Linked DNA regions of Homo sapiens: region 2 is linked to region 1. A link is a loop called in an ENCODE intact Hi-C map of the cell type or tissue named here. Cell type or tissue: dorsolateral prefrontal cortex. All regions are shown on one strand.

Evidence for each region. Hi-C counts contacts between places; a loop is a spot of excess contacts. Peaks named below come from ENCODE experiments on the same cell type or tissue, not always from the same donor. Only the 100,000 strongest peaks of a DNase experiment are listed, where the experiment ranks them.
Region 2: a loop joins it to region 1, with 9 times the contacts of the local background. A loop is called at or near these places in 6 of 110 quality-filtered maps.

What each region holds. Positions count from the first base shown.
Region 1 is chrX:45,184,027-45,189,026 of GRCh38, forward strand. All of the region lies in intron 2 of DIPK2B (divergent protein kinase domain 2B), which reads right to left. Among named protein-coding and RNA genes, the nearest start is that of DIPK2B, 14 kb to the right of the region's middle. In dorsolateral prefrontal cortex, CTCF peaks have their summits at 3,064 (motif pointing left) and 3,268; DNase peaks (open chromatin) are centred at 3,095 and 3,435; H3K4me3 peaks cover 1,789 bases; H3K27ac peaks cover 5,000 bases; H3K27me3 peaks cover 1,488 bases.
Region 2 is chrX:45,131,848-45,136,847 of GRCh38, forward strand. No RefSeq gene overlaps it. Among named protein-coding and RNA genes, the nearest start is that of DIPK2B, 67 kb to the right of the region's middle. In dorsolateral prefrontal cortex, no CTCF peak of the experiment used is centred here; a DNase peak (open chromatin) is centred at 2,544; H3K4me3 peaks cover 1,109 bases; H3K27ac peaks cover 2,605 bases.

The sequences.
Region 1 (5,000 bases):
AGGATAAACAAAAGGTTCTGTCCTTGTGAACTAAAATCTAGCTACAGAAGGGGTTTCAGTTGACATAACATTTAAGAAGCTTCAATATGAGAGGAATGCCGAGATGAAAAAGAGAACTGGGGATGTTTACAATGGGGAAGCCAGGATTTAGGAGCTGCGTGTATGGGAGGGCATATGTCATGTATAATCTGTATGATTCCAGGGCGTAGAAATACTTTACATAAGTGAGAGCTACAAGAAGACAGATTTGGGATGAACTTTCCAAGTATCTGTTCTGTCCAAAGAAGGCATAAGCTGAAGGTAGTGAGTTTCCTGTCACTGTATGATACGGTAGATGACCCTTTGCCTTACAGAAAGGATGCAAATATGTTAGAGTTCAAATTGCTGAGCTTTCAAATTTATTTCAACCCCAAGAATCTATGACATATGTGTAATTCAGTAAGTAGAAATAGATTTTGATCTTTAACAAATTGATATATTGCTCTGTGGTTTGCTCTCATATATAAACCAGGAATAAATATATTTATTCCCTGCTTAACCCACACAAAAGGTTTATAAATTATGCCTTCCACAGACCTCTTGATAATCCTAAGAGAGAAGCGCTAACACAATTGTAAAAATTATTACTGCCATAAGTGGCCTTGAGTTAGGAACAAATTAATATGCGTTTTTAATATCTTTTTGTATTATTTCTCCACATTAATGACCGAACTTGTGTCAACAGCAGCCTAACAGAACCCTGGATTGATTTTCAATTTTCCTCTGAGCAGTGATTTGGCAAAGGCTAAATCATAGTTTGGGGAAATATAGAGTTTTCATCATTGTTATTATCCTGATATTATTACAATTTCAATTATTTGCTCTGTGGCTCAAAAGATAATGTTTTTACATTTCTGCTTTGGTATTTTTTTTTCCTATTATAGTTAATGTCTGATGTGATTCTCTTTTGATTAGATAAAATGATCTTTAATATTTCTACTTTAAAAAATGTATTGAGGGGTTTTGTGGCTTAATACACAGAACACAATCACGGTAGCACAATCAATTGATATAGTGGTTAAGTTCTGCTTATTAGGCCACAAATATTGTGTTAGAACACAATCACTATATTAACTGATGTCTTCCAAGTGACTTTCTTTATAGATAAATACTATATATTATATAGTTTAACCTTTGATTCCTTCATAGCATGTGGACATGCATAGAGGGACAGCCAATCCAGAGGCCTCTGGGCCAAGTCACACTTAACGGCAAAAGCATTTTTTTCTGAGTACATCAGGATAGAGGTAATGAGATATCAAAGGAAGAATTGTATAGAACAAAGGATGCCTTGATTTTTTAAAAAAGGGGCTTGATTGGTAACATCTAAGTTTAGGGAAAGCTTAAAGCCCTGTAAAAGCAAAGCTTGCTTTGTATTGTTTGTTCTGATGATTATTCAGGCTTCGGTTACGTTTTGGCTGGGGGCGGCCTGTATTCTGTATTTGAGCATCATCTGGAAGGAGCCACTGGTGACTTGTCTCATGTCTATCTTTCCCCTAGTCTTCTCTTGCCTCCTTTTTCTTTCTCAACTTGTCTGTGTCAGGACTGGGGAAGCCTTTCACTGTCTCATTTTCTTTCTTTTCTTTTCTTTTTTTTTTTTTTTTTGAGATGGAGTCTCGCTCTGTTGCCCAGGCTGGAGTGCAGTGGCGCAGTCTCGGCTCACTGCAACCTCCGCCTCCTGGGTTCACACCATTCTCCTGCCTCAGCCTCCCGAGTAGCTGAGACTACAGGTGCCTGCCACCACGCCTGGCTAATTTTTTGTATTTTTAGTAGAGACAGAGTTTCACCATGTTAGCCAGGATGGTCTCGATCTCCTGACCTCGTGATCCGCCCGCCTCGGCCTCCCAAAGTGCTGGGATTACAGGCGTGAGCCACCGCGCCCGGCCGACTGTCTCATTTTCATTCGTGAGCTCCATCAAGAATAATTTAGGGGTAATTTGAGTGGGCACAGTGGGTGATTATTAGTCCCTTTTCTATGAGACTGTGACACAATGGAATTTGGAAATGAGCAGGTTAGTCTCTGACCCATTCCAAGTAACCTCTTTGCCACAAATGTTGAGATAGCAAAGTTTTCATGGTTGTAATCTTAAATAAATTAGATGATTCAAAATCTTAGTTGTTTCAACTCTGAACATTTCCAATTCCATGACTGGAAGGAGAAAATGGGCTGAGAGGGGACTTATCTATTCCATAATGTCTGTCCAGTTGGTTCCCCAAACTCCCACGGGCAACAAACACAGCACTCTGAATACCTCCCAAGGGTCACAGGAACGGGGTCTCATGATTTCAGTGTTGATGTACCTCTGAAGGGGCTCTGTTCCTCCAAGACCATTCAGCCAGAGGATGTGCGCTGATATCCAGGGAATATTGCCTTGTGTGATACTGTGGAGGCATTCTTAGCTGCTTAAATTTCCTTTTCCACTAATAGTCATTTCATCTTTGACTCCAATGTTAGATGTGTGTGAAAATAATACAGCCACCAGTCAGCCTATTTTTTCTTTTTCAGCACCAATATAGTCATGTTCTTTGTTAAAACAAACAAACAAACAAGCAAATGGAAATTTTTTGAAGCATCCTTGACCTAGTAGCCTGTGAGGCATTAAAATATTTACAGTCTGAAAACCAGCTGTGAATCCAACATAAAATTTTCATTTTCATTAAAACACTTTATCACAGGGTGTCTTGTATCAGAACGAATCGAATATGGTCTATCTCCCTCACTGGGGTGTCATCTCCCAGAGTGCAAAGACCTTGTCTTGATACCCTTATGCCCTCCTAGCGCCTAGCACAGGTCCTATAACCATCCCTTACATATTTTTGAGTTACATTTAAACAAAAGTGAATTTCACTTGTTTACTAGTTCATCGGAACCCACATTTAGATTATATAATGAACATGCATTTTGGTTAATTTGCTGATTTCCCTTATTCTATGCATTTTAAAAAATAATGGAAACATAGGAAGTAAAATAGCCAATCATCCTCGTTTAAACAAAGCTGACTGAACACTCTGTACTGCCATCTAGTGGGGGGAAAGGCTCTGCGGCCATCTAGTGTATTCCCGTTTGGAGGAACACACTGCTTAGAACAATGTCAGATCGGATCGTAGTTGAGGGGATGGGAGCGGGACACAGTGGAGGATATGTGTTTTCCCCTGATTAGCCTCCAGCTGCCTAGGGTGGTTGCCTCTTTGCCCTTGGCATAAAAGCAGAGGAAGCCTTCTTTGTGGTTTTGTGAACAAGCACCTTATCATAAACTCTGAGCAGTGTTCTTGGCTGTGTTTCTGTTTGTGGGCTAGTAATTTAGGCTGTGGGATATTCCCATCAGAACAATGCAGCTTTTAGAGGAGAAAAGTCACGATGTTATTAGCATAAGTGCTACACATGCTCGAGGGCGCGCGCGCGCACACACACACACACACACACACACACACACACACACACTGCATCGTTTCACTTTCTTCCTAATTCTTGGTCCTGTCGTCTTCCTTAGCAGCCCTGCCGTAGCTGTACTGCACTGTGGCTCAAGATGCAGTGTCCTTAAATACAAAGCTGCATTTGGCCCTGCAGGAGGGGAGCCCGGGACTCCCTGGCTCAGCCTCTGATGATGACTGCTGGGGCTTTTCATCCAACTTGACTTTATTTATTCATAAGCAGGGCTGACAGTCAAAGTTCTGAGGCCCCTGAACCGGCCAGATCCCTCCTCCCTTTCGTTTACTTTTATTTCTTTGATTTTTTTTCTCCTCTCATCTCTGCCTTGTCAGTTCTCTGAAAAGAGCCCGTGAGCTCCTTGTGGCATCTTTTTCTTCCCCTAAACACACAGCAACACACACAAGCAGATATGCACAATTGAAGGCTCTGGCTTAGATCCCAGTTGGAAAACGGCTCTTGAGGAAATCAGAGAAAAGCCACTTCAGTCACACACAGAGAGAATCCCAGGATACTGGCCTGACAGGTAGGCTGAGCCGACACTGGGCCATTTGGTGTGAGTTGAAGAATGAGGCAAATCTCCCAACCACGCATCCTATAATAGCTCCCCAGTTGGCTCTTGAAACTCCCATATAAATACAGAAAGATCATGATTTCCAAACAAGAAATTAGGACTCATGTCTGATGGGTTATCAGAAAAACGGGGTGGAGCTGTTTGGCCAAATCTGGGATGAATGATCACTCAGAGGTTTCATCTCTTATTCCAGCTGAGATCAAAGACAGAGGCTGCTAACTTAGAACACTATTGAGAAGAATTCTGGGGCCACATCTGGGTTTAGTAGGGGAAGAATGCAAGAATATATTAGGAAGAGCTGAGATAGTCATGCATGAACTAGTGAAAGCATCGCAATATTGGCTTTACATGCAAATGGCTTCTTAGAGGGCTAACAGTGAAATGCCATTAGCTGTTAACTTCCCGGCACAAATTAAATTATGACATTAGCTGCCCATCACAAGGCTCTAAGTGAATGGGTCACAGAATAGGGGAAGTTGTTTCTATGGCTTATTCTTTTTAAAATTGAAGTAAAATTCATATAACATAAAATTAACCATTTAAACCATTTTAAATTATACAATTCAGTGGCTTTTCATACATTCAGAAGACTGTGCAACCATCACCACTATCTAATTCCAGAATCATTTCATCACTCCAGAAAGAAATCCTGTACCCATTAAACAGTCACTCCCAATTCTCCCCTCCCCTCAGCCCTTGGCAACCACTGATTTCCTCTCTGTCTCTATGGATTTGCCTATTCTGGACATTGCCTATAAATTGAATCATATGTGTCTTTTTGTGTTTGGCTTTTTTTTTCACTGAGCACAATGTTTTCAAGGTTTACCTATGTTGTAGTATGTATCAGCACTTAATTCCTTTTTATGGCTGAATAATATTCCACTGTATGGATAGAATATATTTTGTTTATCCATTCATTGGTTGACGAACAACATTTGGGTTGTTTCTACCTTTTGGCTA
Region 2 (5,000 bases), 52 kb before region 1:
TAAGTCAGCCAGTCTATGATATTTTGTTATAGCAGCCTGAGCAGACTAAGATATATACCTTCTCTAAGCCTCAGTTTCCTCACCCATGAAAAAAATATAATATTTACCTTCAAGGGCTTATGTGGGGAGTAAATACAGGCAAAAAACAAACAAGCAAATAAACAAAAGTCAGAATGGTTCCTGGCACACAGTAAATACTCAACAAATCTGCTATGAGAGGTTAGGTGAAATTACTGTTAGGGACTAGAAATAGGGGGCAGGCTGAATATCCAGGAATTATAGTGAATGCAGGGTACCCTCTTTAGCATCAGAAATTCTGCAAAGGAGACTAAATCAATCTCCTTGGTCTCCATGGCATGGGGAGTAATCGGTAGTTTTTATTCCATACCCATCATTAATGATCCCTTCTTGAGTGCCATAGGACAGCTAAGAGACAAATGGATAAGACAGGGTCATCCATGAAGACGTTCTGTCTTAGTCCCTTTGTGTTGTTATAAAGGAATGCCTGAGGCTGGGTAATTTAGAAAGGAAAGAGGTCTATTTGGCTCACAGTTCCGTAGGCTGTACAAGAAGCATGGCACCAGCATCTGTATCTGGTGAGGGCCTCAGGAAGCTTCCACTCATGGTGGAAGGTTAAGGGGAACGAGAATCACATGGCAAAAGAGAGGGAGGAAGAAGTGAGAGAAGAAGGGAGGAGGTGCCAGGCTCTTTTTAACAACCAGCTCTTATGAGAACTAATAGAGTGAGAATTCATTCATTACCACAAGGATGGTACCAAGGCTTTCCTGAGGGATCCACCCCTATGACCCAAACACCTCCCACCAGGCCCTACCCCTAACACTAGTCATCAAATTTCGAGATTTGGAGGGGACAAATATCCAAACTATATTAGGTTGGTTGAAACTCCACCCATGGTGTCCAAGTCATTGACACTAGACTTGTCAGGCTACAGGCTGAAGAAACTCAGCCAAGCACAAAATTTTAATTAAAAATTAAAAATTTGAGCCCAATCACAGCTCCCATTGCCATCGCGTTTTACCGCCACAAGACCCAGATGCCTTTCGACTGTTAGAAGAACTGGACAGCTTACTTGATTGGGACAAATCAGGACAGCTTCTTTGACACTCTAAATTTATCTATGAGCTGGACCTCTGGACATGAGACCATGCCCCCAGTGTTCTGTTGCTCTTGATGGACTCAGACTTAACTGCCATGGTTTTCCCCCTGGAGAAATGGATTCGTCAGTAAAACAGCGGTGTGCATAAGTCACACAAAGACCTTTACAAGAACATTTGTAACAGCTCATTTTTTAAATTCTTTAAACATTTTTTTATTTTTAATTTTCGTGGGTAGATGTATATATTTGTGGAGTTCATGAGATATTTTGATACAGGCATACAATGCATAATAATCACATCAGGGTAAATGGGGTACCCATCACCTCAAGCATTTATCTTTTCTTTGTGTTACAAACAATCCAAGTTTGCTTTTAGTTATTTTAAAATGTACAGTAAATTATTGTTGACTATAGCTACCCTGCTGTGTTATCAATAGTAGGTCTTTCTCATTCTAACTGTATTTTGTACCCATTAAACATCCTCACTTCCCCTCCCCAAACCACTACCCTTCTCCACCTCTGGTAACCATCCTTCTACTCTCTGTCTCCACGAGTTCAATTGTTTTAATTTTTAGATCCCACAACTAAGTGAGAACATGCGATGTTTGTCTTTCTGTGCCTGGCTTATTTGACCTAGCATAATGACCTCCAGTTCCTCCCATGTTGTTGCAGATGACAGGATCTCATTCTTTTTGATGGCTGAATAGTACTCTGTTGTGTATATATGTACCACATTTTCTTTATCCATTTGTCTGTTGATTGATCAATAATAGGTCTAAACTGGGAACAACCCAAATGTTCTGGAATGGCTGAATAGATAAGCAATATCTGATATCTCCATACGACAGAATTCTACTCAGCAAGAAAAAGGAACAAAGTACAGATACTTTGTTTTGAGGATAAACCTCAAAAACATGCTAAGTGAAAGAAGCTAGATCCAAACGAGTACATACTGTATGATTCCATTTATGTGAAGTTCAAGAACAGGCAAAACTAATCCGTAGCACGAGAATCCAGAATTACTGTTACCTCTGTTGGAGATGAGAGGGGACACAGTATTGATTGGGAAGTTGCATGGAAGACATTTCTTGAGGAATGGAAATGTTCTATATCTTAATTATGTGTGTGTGCATGTGTGTATATATGTGTGTGTGTATATATATGTATATGTACGTGTGTGTGTATGAAAAATTCATCAGACTATATACTGAAGAAGTACACCTGTTATGGTGTCTAATTTATACCTCAATTAAAAGGAGAAGAAAAGAAAGAACAGGAGTAGGAAGTGGGAAATTAAGCCATCAATAAACCCAACAAAGCACAAAACAAGGCTAGCAGGATCTGCCATGCAGGCTTATCCTCTGCAGTGGGGAGACAGGCAGCTGTAGCGTGGCGCTCCTGTGAATGGAGCCAGTGTTCTGGGCTCAGAGGCCTTGCTTGGCCGCTTCCTGCTGGGGCCTGTTGCAGAGTTCACCCAAGGTTGGTGGGAGGTCGGCTTGACTTGATCTTGTGGCAGGATTGGCTCTAACAGGCCACAGGCTCCTCAGCCACCAGAAACGGTTATCAGACAGTCTTTCTGGGAAGACAGATAATTTTGTAAAAATTACAGGAGCTTTTGCCAACCGCATTTCGGCCTCTTAACTTTCTGGCAGCTGCTTCAGGAGCATCACAGAGCTGGCTGAAACAGTTTCCAGAGCACAACAGAGTGGGCATTAATCCCACAGATTTGCTGCCAAACAGGGAGGAAAAATGGCAACTTAAAAAAAGACAAAGAAATTAGTCGGAGGCTGAGATTGCTTTAATGAAGGGCCAGAATATCTCCCAAAACCACAGCTGAGTTCTGTATTGGGTGCAGTGTCCTATTCTCAGAGGACTTGGCTCTTCTGATTTTCTAAACCATAGATGAGGAAGAAATTATTGTGAACACAGCTCTCGATTTTTCTCCCCTCCCCTTTCCTCTATCCTGCCACATTCCTAGCTCCCACTAACACTGTTATGTTGCTTGGTTGCTCCGTCTACAGTGAGCTACATGTTCAATGAGCAGACATCATTTGTTCCCTTTCATTCAGCCTAGAGTTGTCCCTGCTTCTGTTTGATTCCTCCTGTTGGTCCTGATGGTGTGATGGCAAGTCGGATTTCTCTCTCCCTCTGTTTTTTCCTCCTTCTCTCCCATTTCATGCATTCAACATGTATTTTTCATGCATCTATCCATGAAAAGCTCTATTGTGGACATCTGTGTGGACAATTACTCTTAATAGAACAGTAAGCAAAAATTGTCCATATGCAACCTAAACAAAAATTACTTTATATATATCAGTCTTGCCCCCTCCTCCCTTTCTATGAATACGCGAAGGTGATATAAACTCTAGTTCCCCATACAAGTTGATATGGTTAGGCTGTGTCTCCACTCAAATTTCATCTTGAATTGTAGCTCCCATAATTTCCAAGTGTTGTGGGAGGGACCTGGTGGGAGATAATTGAATCATGGGGGCAGTTTCCCCCATACTGTTCTCATGGTAGTGAATAAATCTCATGAGATCTGATGATTTTATAAGGCGTTTCCCCTTTCATTTGGCTCTCATTCTCTTGTCTGCCACCATGTAAGACATGCCTTTTGCCTTCAGCCGTGATTGTGAGGCCTCTCCAGCCACGTGGAACTGTAAGTCCATTAAACCTCTTTTTCTTTATAAATTACCCAGTCTCAGGTATGTCTTTATCAGCAGAGTGAAAATGGACTAATAATACATAAGTCATGACTCTAAGAAGCAGCATACTATCAAATGGAAATCCAGGAAAAGCAAGCTGCAGATTTAAGACTGAAGCAAGTAAAACAAAACGAATGATCAATGTGAAAATCATTTTTTCCAGCTTTCATTGTTAGTTACCCAGTTTCTGAAATTTTTCTGAAACTTTGTGTTGTTGAGTTTTTTTTTAGTTCCTGGGACTTGAAAATAAATGTCAAAACTGGTTCAGACTTTTTTTTTCATATTTGGCCATTATGAAGGCATGCACAACAATTCTATCAGGTTTTATCTCAGTTTGAAAAAATAGTAATGTTGCTGCCTTAGATGAAGTCTGTCTCAATGTCAAGGCTAAGGCCTTGGTCAAGTCTTCATTGGCCAAACTGTCGCGGGTATGGCTGCTTTTTTCTCACCATGGAGAAATTCCCATGCTTCAAAAATGTCTTTATTTTTTTCGTAATAAAAGCAATACACCTGGATGATTTTCATTGTTTTCTTAGACCATGTTGACATTTTTATATAATAAACACATTAATATTATTAATATATAATAAACAAAAAATATTTTTTGGCTGGGTGCGGTGGCTCATGTCTGTAATCCCAGAACTTTGGGAGGTTGCAGCGGGAGGATCATGTGAGTCCAGAAGTACGAGACCAGACCAGTCAACAAAGCAATACCTTGTCTGTTCTCTTTCTCTCTCTCTCTCTATATATATATATATTTATATATATATTTTTATATATATTTATATATATTTACATATATTTATATATATATATTTTTATATATATTTATATATATTTATATATATATTTTATATATATTTATATATATATTTACATATATTTATATATATATTTTTATATATATTTATATATATTTATATATATATTGATATATATATTTATATATATTTATATATTTATATATATTTATATATATATTTATATATTTTTATATATATTTATATATTTATATATTTATTTATATATTTATATATATTTATATATATTTATATATATTTATATATATTTATATATTTATATATATTTATATATATTTATATATTTATATATTTATATATATTTATATATATTTACATATATGTACATATTTATATATATATTTATTAATATATATA